Linked DNA regions of Homo sapiens: region 1 is linked to region 2. Evidence: chromatin contacts called from ENCODE Hi-C or POLR2A ChIA-PET data. All regions are on one chromosome and are shown on one strand. The core of a region is the stretch at or near the end of the contact, and the rest is flanking DNA. Distances in the headings are between cores, read along the strand shown.

The links. Hi-C counts contacts between places; a loop is a spot of excess contacts on that map. ChIA-PET counts read pairs that join two places held with the same protein, here RNA polymerase II (POLR2A). Pooled maps may share reads with other maps.
Region 1: a map with no recorded cell type shows a loop between it and region 2 (3-fold over the local background). The contact joins two enhancer-like sites. A Hi-C loop is called at or near these places in 1 of 168 maps with a recorded cell type or tissue (GM11168), 4 of 37 single-sample maps with no recorded cell type and 5 of 50 pooled maps. POLR2A ChIA-PET finds 5 or more read pairs at or near these places in 4 of 52 experiments (CD4-positive, alpha-beta T cell, GM12878, HEK293 and 1 more).

What each region holds. Positions count from the first base shown.
Region 1 is chr16:3,853,879-3,860,812 of GRCh38, forward strand. The region is part of intron 1 of CREBBP (CREB binding lysine acetyltransferase); the gene reads right to left. Among named protein-coding and RNA genes, the nearest start is that of CREBBP, 23 kb to the right of the region's middle. RefSeq lists a silencer at 6,009-6,193. Within about 2 kb of position 3,978, at least 8 of the 41 ENCODE cell types and tissues checked have a DNase peak (open chromatin) inside an H3K27ac peak, as active enhancers do.
Region 2 is chr16:3,691,316-3,698,069 of GRCh38, forward strand. The region is part of intron 1 of TRAP1 (TNF receptor associated protein 1); the gene reads right to left. Among named protein-coding and RNA genes, the nearest start is that of TRAP1, 23 kb to the right of the region's middle. RefSeq lists an enhancer at 4,905-5,405. Within about 2 kb of position 4,721, at least 8 of the 41 ENCODE cell types and tissues checked have a DNase peak (open chromatin) inside an H3K27ac peak, as active enhancers do.

The DNA of each region.
Region 1 (6,934 bases), core at 2,728-5,227, 160 kb after region 2:
GTGAACTGAGATATCGCCATTGCACTCCAGCCTGGGCAACAAGAGCGAAACTCCGTCTCAAAAACAAACAAACAAACAAACAAACACACACACACACACACACACGAAAAAGAAAAGAAAATTAAAACCTTTTTTCTGCATGGTGGCAGACCCTAATGTCTGCTCACCCAATACCCCTGGCCCCATGCTGCTGGCAACACCCACATGATCTGAAGTGGCTGCCTGGGAGGTTCCTCTGAGGAACGTTCCCTGGCCACAGGAGGGAGAGTAACCAGATAAGCCCACCACCACGATCACGTTCCCCTTTGCAAGTGACACAATCTCAGCTAAGGGAATCTGAAGGTACACTGAACCAGGACCATTGTGGAAAAGGTGTTCCTTCCTCACAGCAATGGATGCTCAGAAAGAAATCTCCCTCCTCTTCTTCACCAGATCTCGTCATGGGCAGGTGACAATCACCCTGTAGCCAGGAGAGCAGACACCACTTGCATGCTAAGGATGGCTGTAGCCAAAAACATAAACACCTGGGGTGGGGAGATCATCTCTGAACTGCTGAGTGATGCAACCCTAGTACTTCCCCACCTTCAAACTTCATGTTATGTGAGAAAATACACTTACTATCACTTAAGCCATTTTAGCTGGAGTTTAACCTCACCCTAACCCTAACAGACCCATCATGTCTATGGAAGAAGTTCAAACACCTTCTCATGGCACGTGAGGCTATCTTCTTGGCCTTCCTTTACAGGACAACACCAGATGCCCCCTACTTTCCAGCCACAACACTGAGAGCTGGCACAGGCATTGGGAATCTTTCTTCTTGAATCTCTCATTCTAAAACTCACCTCAGTTCCCACTCAGATTAAACACAGCAACTATGAAGACTTTCTTTGGGCTGCCCCTGCAGAACAGACCAGTCCCTCTTGTCAGTCTAGAAAACCACGTCTAACACACACTTGTTATCTTCCCACCTGTCTGTAAGGAATGAGATGTGATTTAGGAGTGTGTACATGCATGTAACAGTTTTTGAAGAAAAACCGAGACTGAGAGTAAGTTGCAGACGAAATAACACTGTTCTCCTAAGTACTTCAGTACGTATCTCCTAACAACATCCTCTTACATAATCACAGTATGCATGTGCAACTCAGGAAATGTAACACTGATACAATACTGAATATACTGCCCTTACTCAAATTTTGCTGGTTGTCCCAATAATGATCTTTATCACACATCTGTCTCTTCAAAATGACATGTCCTATAGCCATGAGATTACAAGATCCAAGATCTAATTCAGGATCATGGTGCATTTAATTGTCATGTCTTTGTCACCTTGTTTAATCGAAAAAGGATCAAAGGTTCCCTGGCCTTTGTCTTTCGTAAGTGACATTTTATTCTTATTTGTTTATTAGACAGAGTCTTGCTCTGTTGCCCACGCTAGATGGAGTGCAGTGGCACGATCCAGGCTCACTGCAACCTTTGCCTCCCGGGTTCAAGCAATTCTCCAACCTCAGCCAGAATAGCTGGGATTACAGGCGTGCACCACCGCACCCGGCTAACGTTTGTATTTTTAGTAGAGACGGGGTTTCGCCACGTTGGCCAGGCTGGTTTCGAACTTCTGACCTCAGGTGATCCGCCCGCCTAAGCCTCCCAAAGTGCTAGGATTACAGGCGTGAGCCATTGCACCCGGCCATAACTGACATTTTTGAAGAATAGAGGCCAGTTGTTATTGTAGAAGGTCCTTCAATTTGGGGTACCTCCTCATGGTTACAGGGCATGTCATTTTGAAGAGAAAGGAATCTGATCCCGGATACAGCAGACAGTTCCATGAGGGCACAGGGCCTGTACCTGGTGAAATAGGTCTCAACATGCTTCTGAGGGTTCCAATCCATAGTTTTTACGCTATTTTGCTATCCTAAATTTGGAGATTCACTGAGGTGTCCAGACACAAACTGTACAATATTTATTAAATATGTATTAAAAAGTCCTCTCTATCATAACTACTGTTTTGTTTGTTGCCCTCCAGGCTTTGTCCACCTGCACACACAAATTTACTCGGTACTCCTTAATAAATATTTTTGTCCAACCCAAATGATAAACGTTTGAGGTGGTAGATATCCTAATTACTATGATTTGCTCATTATGCATTGCATGCATGTTACAAAATATTCTGTAACCCCTTAATATATACAATCACATGTCAACTACAAATAAAAGGAAAAAAGAAAATATGTACCCCCCCAAATAACAACATTTTATTTTTTATTTTATGTTTTAGAGATAGGGTCTTGCTCTGTCACCTCTGTGCAATGGCACAATCACAGCTCACTGTATCCTCAAACTCCTGGACTCAACCAATTCTCCCGCTTCAGCCCCCTATAGCTGGGACCACAGGTGTGCCCCACCACAAACAGCTCATTTTTTATTTTATTTTTAATTAATGAATTAATTAAATAATTATTTTGACAGGGTCTTGCTCCGGCACCCAGGCTGGAGTGCAGTGAAGTTGCAGGCTCAATGCAGCTTCCGCCCTGCACCAAAACACCCACCTGATTTTTGTACTGTTTTGGAGAGACAGGGTTTCGCCATGTTTCCCAGGCTTGCCAGCTAATTAAAAAAATTTTTTTTTGTAGAGATGGGGTCTTGCTATGTTGCCCAGGCTGGTCTCAAACTCCTGGCCTCAAGAAATACTCCTACTTCAGTCTCCCAAAGCACTGGGATTACAGGCATGAGCCACTGCAGCCCAAAATAACTACTTTTAAAAATGCAGTGTTCCTTAACTGATGAGCATGAAAATGAAACTTCATCTAAACCAGGAACTGGAGCCATTACCATTAGAGATCAGCTCTCCTTCCTTTCTGTCCAGGGCGAGGATGAAGAGACCGTGTCAAGCACTGTAACCCAGAAGCAAACAAGGGCCAAATATTTTATATTTAAGTTTGGAAAAATCTGCAAAAGGCGACCTAACTGGCTATTTTGAACATCCCTAAGCACTCTTCCTAGGAGAGGGAGGCCAGGCCACAGAAGAGCAGATAAACTCAGAGAGTACTTAGTGAAACCCAGGGCAGGGCTGGCCTCAGTGTAGAACAATGGGAACAGAACAGCTGGAAGCTGAGCACAGGAGTTGAAATCCTGCATCCTTAGGCAAACTGCTTCATCTCTGCATCTTCATACCCTCACCTGTAAAACAAGGGTACCAACGCCCCAGAGTTAAAAACTTCACCCATCATCCTGCCACTCTCAGAGCTATCAGTTTTCATTTATGGTTTATTCTAGTTCTTATCAAATTCACAGGCAAGTTTCAAAGTTGTAAGCAGGGCTTATGTCCTGGGCTAGTGTTTTTGTTTTTCACTGGTCTGCTACACTCTGACCACCGTGACCACTTTTTCATCCTATTTCAGTCCAAATACATATACCAGCTGTTTGGGTGAAGGCAGAGTTAGACAAATTCTTCTTCTGTAATTCACCATATGAATATGTGTAAAACCAAATATACAGGTGTGGCTTTTTAAAAGGCAAGATAGGGCGCACACGTAGTCGTACCATCACCCTTCTGTTTACCACTGTCACCACATTTCCATATTCCCTAGTTCAGCAAAACTGACAAAGGGGAGTGAAGGAGGCAGGCCAGGATATTGCAACACAACACAGCTTTGCTTTCTACACACCAAAGTGTCCCAACACATGGGTTAAGCAAGAGCAATCTGTATCATCGGAAGTTCCTAAGGTTCACGATTGACAGCGATCCAGTCCCAGGTAAGCCCTCTTCTCTCTGACCGTTACCAGGGGGCCCGGGAGAATGCAAAGAAAAGGAGACTGTGGGCACCCTGCACCCAGAGCATTTGCACCTCAAGGAAACTTCACCAGCCGATATCAAATAGCGAACACTGCCTGTCATACTTCCATAGCTAGGGAAAGGAATTTTCCCTTTTGCAGCTTCCTGGCTGCCAACCAGGAGGCTACCCCTTTCATTAAGCTGAAATGAGAGAAAAGAGAGGCTACACATTTCCCCATTTCTATCACACTCATACGAGGCTGGGAAGACCCAGTGAGGAATGAGGAAAATAGTAGGGACTTAGGAAGGAGAAAGTTACAGCCAAACTCAGCCAGCCTCAGGAAAGGCAACTGTTTACCAAGCAAGGTACAGAGGACATTCACTTCTATACTAGGAAACCCAAGCCGGTGGTCTGCATGCAGACTGTTAGGTGGGGATCACTCCTAAACACTGAAAGACAAATGGTACCTACATCTGTTCCAGGATCCATTCTTAATAATGATGATCAGAAATCAGCATTTCACCTTAAGCAAGGAATGAACTACTAGAATCAAACACCAGGTGGGTGGCTAAATCAATCTGTGCAGCCAATAACATTTGAAAACAGCCTCATCTGAAAAAAATTTCAAAGCCATCAGCCAAAGTATCCACAAAACACACCTTTCTTCAGGTTTTCTACAGCCTCCTCTTCCATAATACCTTATTTTCTTCTTTGAATTCCACTTGGAGCCCCAGATTATTTGTACTGACAGGACTGGTCTATCACACCTTCTCCTGGAAATAAGAACTCTTTTATGCTCCTACAGACACAATGCGTTAAAATTATGCTAACAATTTCACGTTATAACGTGCGTGGGGCTGTAAGCTCCCTGAAAGCAGGGATCCTGTCTTGCTTATCTACTCAGTGCCTAGCATAAAATGCTTCGTATGTACTAGGCACTCAATAAACCCACGTGCTGAATGAGTGCTCACATTATAGAGGATACACAGTATCAACAAGCTGCTTGTCTAGTCAAAGATATAAAGCAGTAATCTTAATGTTTACTACTACTTTCTGAAAACAGAAACAATAACGAATTCTCTAGAAATATTACACTGGGTCATCTTTCTCTTTAAGACTTTTTCCTATTGCCCTCTTTACCTTTTAGGGGACCACCCAAGTATATTTCACTCTTTGGCTACAAACTCAGCATCAATGAACCCCAACCCTAGAATTGATACACAGATTAAATGGCATAATGTAGGATGAGCAACAGTAGTGTAAGAAATAAGCATGTAAGAGTTCAGATGCTGTTTTGTGATGTGTTCATACTTCTCTGCTTTCCCTCCCACACATATTTTCTCTTCCTCACCCACTCCTAATTTCTCTCTCACATCCCTATTTCCTGTGAAAAAGGTCTCCTTTCTTTAGATTTTTTTTTCATGGTTTCTTTAGATTGTCTTTTGCATTACTTTTGTAATACTGTGACTATGTATTTGGTCTTCCACCCTGTCTCCTGGCATACAACTCCTAAAATCCTTGGAATCTCCAAAATAGAATTTTTATTTTTTATTTTTTTATTTTTATTTTTTTTTGGCTCTGTCGCCTAGGCTAGAGTGCAGTGGCACGATCTTGGCTCACTGCAGCCTCTACTTCCCGGATTCAAACAATTCTTCTGCCTCAGCCTCCCAAGTAGCTGGGATTACAGGCGCATACCACCACACCCGGCTAATTTTTTGTATTTTCAGCAGAGACGGGGTTTCACCATGTTGGCCAGAATGGTCTAGAACTCCCAACCTCAGGTGATCCATCCGCCTCGGCCTCACAAATTGCTGGGATTATAGGTGTGAGCCACCACACCCAACCAGTAATGTCTTTTCGTATGCTCACGAATTGACTGATGGCTGGCAGCTCCTAGGTAGCTTCGGACAGGAGCTGGTCACCAGGAAGACCAAGGCATGACTGATTAGAGGACTGGGACTTTCAGCCCATCCTTAATTTCCAGGGAAGGGAGAGATACTAAAGCTTAAGTTGATCACCAACGGCCAATGGTTTAATCAATCATGCCTATGTAATGAAGCCTCCATAAAAACTCACAAGTACAGGGTTCAGAGAGCTTCCAGATAGCTGAACACATGGAGGTTCCTGAAGAGTGGCACACCTGGACGGGGCAAAAAGGCTACATGGCCCTCTCACACGCCTTGCCCTATCACCTGATATTCAGTGGTATCCTTCATAATATCCTTTACAATAAAAAACCAGTAAACATGTTTCCTTGAGCTCTGTCAACCGCTCTAGTAAATTAATTGAACCCAAGGAGGGGCTTGTGGGAACCCCATTTATAGCCAGTCAGAAGCACAGGTAAAACAACTTGGGGCTTGCAAATGGTGGGGGGCGGGGGCAGTCTTGAGGACTGAGCCCTCAACCGTGGGATCTGACACCATCTGCCTGTCAGCTGGCGTCTGCTGCAGCACCGAGTGCCTACTCGGTGTGTGTGTGTGGCTGGGGGCATCTCCACAAATCTGGTCCCAGAGGTGTTCTGTGTCGACTGTTGACACTGAGTATAGGAATAAAGGAGTATAGGAGAAACCTGATTTTTCCCTACATCCTCAGACTTGTACTATAGCCCTGACTACTCAAATGCTTCTATTAAATCTTTCAAAAGCTAAACATTTTTATTCACCTATTTACCTACCCTCGAAAAACTTCCAAAAGGAATTTTTTTTAAGAGATGGGGTCTGTGTTGCCCAGGCTGGAGTGCAGTGGCCATTCACAAGTGTGATCATGGCTCACTGTAGCCTCAAACTCCTAAACTCCTGGACTCAAGCAATCCTCCTGCCTCAGCCTCCCAAGTAGCCAAGACTGCTGGCATGTGCCACTGTGGCTCCAAAAAGAATTTTTAATTTCTAAGTTAACGGACACAGGAAGAGGTAATGCACATGTTAATTGGCTCAATTTAGCCAATCCACAATGTATAGATATTTCAAAACATCATGTTGTATATGATAAATACATACAATTTTTATTTGTTAATTAAAACAAAATTTGAAGGAAAAAAACTACATACAAAAAACTTGATCCAGCAAGGGCAAAGCATCCTGGAAAAGTTCACTCCTAGAGATGAGGAATCTAGAGAGTGGTGGAAGGATTCACAGTGTTGTTATTATTATTGTTAAATGACCTGG
Region 2 (6,754 bases), core at 3,471-5,970:
AGGCAATGCTCCTGCCTCCGCCTCACGAGTAGCTGGGACCACAGGCACAGACCACCATGCCCCCATAATTTTTTAAAAAATTTTTTGTAGAAATGGGGTTTTGCTATGTTGCCAAGACTGGTCTCGAACTCCTGGGCTGAAACCATCTTCCCGCCTTGGCCTTACAAAGAGCTGGGATGACAGGCGTGAGCCACCATGCCCAGCTGGCAGATGCCTGCTGACAGCACTTCCCACATTCGCCTCACGGGTGACACCTCGCATCAACCTACCAAACTGAAACCTGTCTCGACCCTCGCAGCCCCTGCAGAAGCCCCCGATGGGCCACACTTCTTTGCTCTTGACAGTCAAGCAAAAAAAAAATCCTCCCAAAAGGGATCCAAATATTTAAATGTTAATATTCTGAAACTGTCTCATCTTCTAAAAGTTGATTCTTTCCCATTGCTTTTTCATCCAAAACAGATTTTTTAAAAAAAATTTGTGTACTTTAAAAACTGAAAAACAGCTGACGATGGGTTCTACCTTCTAACTAAGAAGGAGACTTGTCTTCTGTAACTTCCTGCTCAGTCCAGTGGGCTGAGAAAGTTGCCGGCAGAGCCCAGCGAGGGAGGAAAGCAGCCAATGTGTCCCCAGCCGCACGCAGTTCACCGACGCAGGCCCAGAAACCAGACACTTTCACTCCAACACAGGACTGGACCGACCCAACACCAACACCCACTGACCCCAGGGACCACATACCAGGACCCTGCCTTGGTCAGTAGATTTGCAATACGTGATGGTGTCAAGGATATGTGGCCAGCCAGCCACGCCGTGTCAAAGTCTAAGCCTAAATGAACCGCATCTAACTGGGAGCCTCTCCTGTTCTTCACAAATTTGTAACAAGTAGAAAGGAAAGACAACAGAATATCCAGGAATCAAGGTTTTAAAAATCAGCATATCAGCCAGGGGTGCGGTGGCTCACGCCCGTAAACCCAGCACTTTGGGAGGCTGAGGTAGGCGGATCACATGAGGTCAGGAGTTCGAGACCAGCCTGGCCAACATGGAGAAACCCCATCTGTACTAAAAATACAAAAGTTAGCCGGGCATGGTGGCAGGCACCTGTAATCCCAGCTACTCGGGAGACTGAGGCAGGGGAATGGCTTGAACTTGGGAAGTGGAGGTTGCAGTGAGCCGAGATCGTGCCGCTGCACTACAGGCTGGGTGACAGAGCAACATTCTGTCTCAAAAAAAAAAAAAAATTAACATATCAACTTTCATACTCCTAAAAGGTACAAAAACTTGCCTTTTTTTTTTTTTTTTTTTTGAGATGAAGTCTCACTCTTGTTGCCCAGGCTGCAGTGCAATGGTGCAATCTCGGCTCATTGCAACCTCCACCTCCCGGGTTCAAGCGATTCTCCTGCCTCAGCCTCCCGAGTAGCTGGGTTTACAGGCGCCTGCCACCACACCCAGCTAATTTTTGTAGTTTTAGTAGAGACAGGGTTTCACCATGTTGGCCAGGCTGGTCTCGAACTCTTGACCTCAGGCGATCTGCCCACCTCAGCCTCCCAAAGTGCTAGGATTACAGGCATGAGCCACCGTGCCCAGCCAAAACTTGCCTATTCTTTAGGCTTATTCCTGGACTTACAAACAGCACAAACCTGGCCTTTTGTTTTTGTTTTTTTTTGAGATGGAGTCTCGCTCTGTCGCCCAGGCTGGAGTGCAGTGATCTCGGCTCACTGCAACCTCCATCTTCTGGGTTCAAGCGATTCTCCTGTCTCAGCCTCCAAAGTAGCTGGGACTACAGGCACCAGCCACCATGCCTAATTTTTGTATTTTTAGTAGAGACGAGGTTTCACCTTATTGGTCAGGCTGCTCTCGAACTATTGACCTCAGGTGATCCACCCACCTAGGCCTCCCAAAGTGCTGGGATTACAGGCGTGAGCCACCATGCCCGGCCAACCCTAGCCTGTCTTTATCTCTATGCAGATACCTTAAAAACATCTACCACAATTCAGAAAGTATTCAAATTCCAAACCATGTAAACATCCAGTTATTTGGGCCCATGTAATTGCATTGTTCACTTTATTCGTACAGTTAAAAAAAAAAAAAAAATCCCGGGACATTTCTTCTGGAATTAAATGGTATTTGGCATTAGAGGAGTTCGCGAACAGTCTACATCAAACCAGGGTGCTGAAGTCTCTGTGCCTCCTTCCAAAGCACAGCCAGCCCTGGGGGCACAGGAGGGAAGTGTCCAAGTGCCAACACCTGCCCACAGAGCATATCAGTGTTTCTCACCATTTGTGTAAAAGAAACACAAAAAGGATAAACCAGAAACTGATGTGACTGTGTATTTTGTTTCCTAGGACTACTGAAACACAGCACCACAAACTAGGCAGTTTCAAAAAGGTCCACAGTTCTGAGCCAGGCACACAACCTCACACCTGTAATCCCAGCACTTTGGGAGGCCAAGGCAGGAGAATCGCTTGAGCCCAGGGGTTTAAGACCAGCCTGGGCAAGAAAGTGAGACTCCATCTCTGCAAAAAACACAAAAACTAGCCAGGTGTAGTGGTGTGCACCTGTAGTCCCAGCTACTTGTGAGGCTGAGGTGGGAAGATCACTTGAGCCCAGGATGTTGAGGCTGTAGTGAGCCAAGATCACACTACCGCACTTCTGCACTTCAGGCTGGGTGAGACAGCGAGACTCTGTCTCAAAAAAAAAAAAAAAAAGGTCCCAGGTTCTGGGCAGCGGTGCTTCCCACTGGAGGTGCCGAGGGAGAGTCCATCCCGCACCTCTCCCCAGCTTCTGGCAGTAGCCGGCATCCTTGGTGTTTCATGCTTTGCAGACCCTCCAGGCTCTGTCTCTTGTCACATGGCAAGCTCTTCTCTATGTGAGTCCTGGCTGTGTCCAGATTTCCCTCTTCTTATACGGATACCAGGAATACTGGAGTTAGGCCCCACCCCCATGCAGTGTGACCTCATCACAACCTGATACATCTGAAATGACCCAAATAAGCTCACACTCACAAGTACCAGGGATGAGGACGCGAACGTATCTTTCTCTTTTTTTTTTTGAGACAGAGTCTCGCTCTGTCATCCAGGCTGGAGTGCAGGGGCATGATCTCAGCTCACTGCAACCTCTGCCTCCTGGGTTCAGGCGATTCTCCTGCCTCAGCCTCCCTAGTAGCTGGGATTACAGGCACGCACCACCATGCCTGGCTTTTATTTTTAAAAGAGACATGGTTTCACCATGTTGGCCAGGCTGGTCTCCAACTCCTGACCTCAAGTGATCTGCCCACCTTGGCCTCCCAAAGTGCTGGGATTACAGACGTGAGCCACCATACCTGGCCTCTTTTTAAAAAAGAATAAAAATAGAGACAAGGTTTCTCTTTGTTGCCCAGCCTGGTCTTGAACTCCTGGACTCAAGTAATCCTCCCACTTTGGCCTCTTAAAGCACTAGGATGACAGGTATGAGCCACTGTACCCGGCCTTCAAACCCCACAGCTTGGTTACCTACAGGAGGTGTGTATTAAACTCCCCGTGGCACAAACCCGGTAGCTTACAGTAACAGACACTTATTCTCTCACAGTCCTGGAAGCAAGAAGTCCAAGATCAAGGTGCCACTAGGGCTGGTTCCTCCTGAGGCTGGGAGGGAGGGTCTGTTTGCGCCTCTTCCAGCCTCTGCAGCCTCTGGCGTTGCTTGGCTTGTGGGTGGTCATCTTCTCCCTGTGTCTTCCCTTCAGGACGTCTGCCCTTCTCCCTCTACACATGTCTGTCTGTTCAAATGTCCCCATTTTATAAGGACACAGTCATACTGGATTAGGGCCCACCCAAGTGAACTCATCTTAACTTGATCACCTGCAAAGACCCTATTTCCAAATATGGTCACATTCACAGGTACTGAGAGCTGGGACTTCAACATCTTTCGTGGGGAGACACAATTCAACCCCCAACCAGCATATGTACAGAGAATGCAAAGAAAGCGGGAAGGGGAGAGGGCTGGCAGAGCTGAGGGAACATGACACTTCCACATACATCTTTTCGTATGTCTCTCTTAGAACCATGGTCAGGTTTCTCATACTCAAAAAACAAACCATTACTTAGCCAGACGTGGTGGCGCACTTCTAGTTATCAGCTACTCGGGAGGCCGAGGTGGAAGGACTGCTCGAACACAGGAGGTGGAGGTTGCAGTGAGCCGAGGTCGCACCACTGTACTCCAGACTTGGCGACAGAGTGAGACTCTGTCTCGAAAAAAAAAAAAAAAGAAAAGAAAAAGAAAAAGAAAAAGAAACCGTGAAAACAAAACAGGGCGCACATGAACACAAAATGAAATACAAACAGCAAATATGCAGAGCTGTGACGATGACATCACCACTCTGAAAGAAGAACTAACCTAAGAGACTTCAGAAAATAGCACTTTGACTGTTACTGTAAAACTAACCTCAGAGGACAGCACACCATCACCAGGCTCGGGCAGGAGATGTGTCCCCTGCGGAGTCAGCAGGTCTGAGCCCGATTTACGCATGTGCCAAGATCAAGCGGAAAAGCTGATTGTGGCTACTGAGTTGGGGTCCTCACAGTTGAAGAAAAGTCACTGATAAGGAAGGGGCAGGAATAAACCCTGCGGGGCGGCACTGGAGGTACAGGCATCAGTACAGGCTCACAACCTTTGCCATGTGTACAGACTGGATGCAGAAATCAATACCGGAACATTTACACACACACATTTCCCAGCTCTGTCCACTGACGCGTGACAGGGCCCAGGCGCGATGACCCCCCACTTAGGCTACAGAGAGCAAAGTCCAAAAGCTGTTCCAGTTTCAGCACTCTAAAGTCCCACGTCCCAGGGAAAGCCTTTGTCCTGGCAAACTAGGACGGCTGGTCACCCTACCTGGCAGCCAGATCTTGGTTTGTGAATACCTCTCTCCAAAAACAGGAACCAGAGATCCCTGCGGAGCACACAGAGGAGCCTAGGACACCCAGTGGTGTGCAGAAGGACGAGAAAGGACGGGGTGTGTCAGGAGAACACACAGCCCAGCCAGAAGGGCTCCCAGTGGCAGAATCTAGGACAATCTGTGCGGCAAAATAACGAACGACAATAATGGATTGTAAGCTGTGACCCGGCAAATCAAGCAAACATCGGTGCACACTTAAACAGAGGAGGAGCAGCAGCTCTTCATCACAGCAGAATTCCAATGAATAAACACAAGGAATGGCAGAAAACAGAAAGCACACCATCAGGAAACACCACAGCAATAACTGGCTGGTGTAAGTTACTACTATTTTGAGACAGGGTCTCACTCTGTTGCCCAGGCTGGATCACAATGGCACAATCACAGCTCACTGCAGCCTCGACCTTCCCGGGCTCAGGTGATCCTCCCACCTCAGCCTCCTGAGTAGCTGGGACTATAGGCCGTGTATTACCACTCCTAGCTAATTTTTTTTTTCTTTTTTTTTTTGACTGGGTCTCACTCTGTCGCCCAGGCTGAAGTGCAGTAGAGTGATCTTGGCTCACAGCAGCCTCAACCCTCCGGATTCAAGTGATCCTCCCACCTCAACCTTCCGAGTAGCTGAGACTACAGGCTCATGCCACCATACCCGGCTAATTTTTGTGTTTTCTGTAGAGACAGGGATTCACCATGTTGCCCAGGCTGGTCTCAAACTCCTGAGCTCAAGTGATCCCCCGGCCTCTGCCTCCCAAGCGCTGGGATTAGAGCCGTAAGACACCACGCCCAGCCTAAGGTTATGTATTTGAAGCAGTGGTAGATACTGCCAAGTCACACTCCACAGAGATCCTATCAGTTTACGTTCCCACAGCAATGTACTAAAGTGCATATCATCCTACATTCCTGCCAAGTCAGTGTTGAGATGAAACTCTTGGATCTTTGCCTATTGGTCAGATAAAATTTTCACTGCAGTTTTCACTTACATTTCTCTTATTATAAGCAAAACTGAGCACTGTCCCGTATTTTTAAATATTTCCTATTTCCTTTTTTGTTAAGGGACTGTTGGTATCCTCTGATAATTTTTCTACTACATTTTAAATCTTCTTCTTATTGATTTGTAAGAGCTTTTTATATATTAAGGAAATTAGTCGCCAGGAGCGGTGGCTCACACCTGTAATCCCAGCACTTTGGGAGGCCGAGGCGGGAGGATCACGAGGTCAGGAGATTGAGACCATCCTGGCTAACACGGTGAAACCCCGTCTCTACTAAAAATACAAAAAATTAGCCAGGCGTAGTGGTGGGCGCCTGTAGTCCCAGCTACTTGGGAGGCTGAGGCAGGAGAATGGCATGAACCCGGGAGACGGAGTTTGCAGCGAGCTGAGATGGCGCCACTGCACTCCACCCTGGGCAACAGAGCAAGACTCTGTCTCAAAAAAAAAAAAAAAAGGAAATTAGTCTTTTGGTTGTAAAAGCCTTCCTCACTCTAAGATTAAACATGATTTCCCCATGTTTCATTTTTCTAGTCTTTTTGGTTTTTCCCCAATTAATATGCAGAATTTTTTTTTTTTTTCCTCGAGAAGGTCTTGCTCTGTTGCCCAGAGCTGGAGTGAAATGGCGTGATCTCGGCTCACTGCAACCTCTGCCTCCCAGGTTCAAGCAATTCTCCTGCCTCAGCCTCCCAAGTAGCTGGGATTGCAGGTGTGCACCACCATGCCCGGCTAACTTTTGTGTTTTTTTGTTTTTTTGTTTTTCTTTTTTAAGTAGAGACAGGGTTTCACCATGTTGGCCAGGATGGTCTCGAACTCCTGACCTCGTGATCCGTCTGCCTCAGTCTCC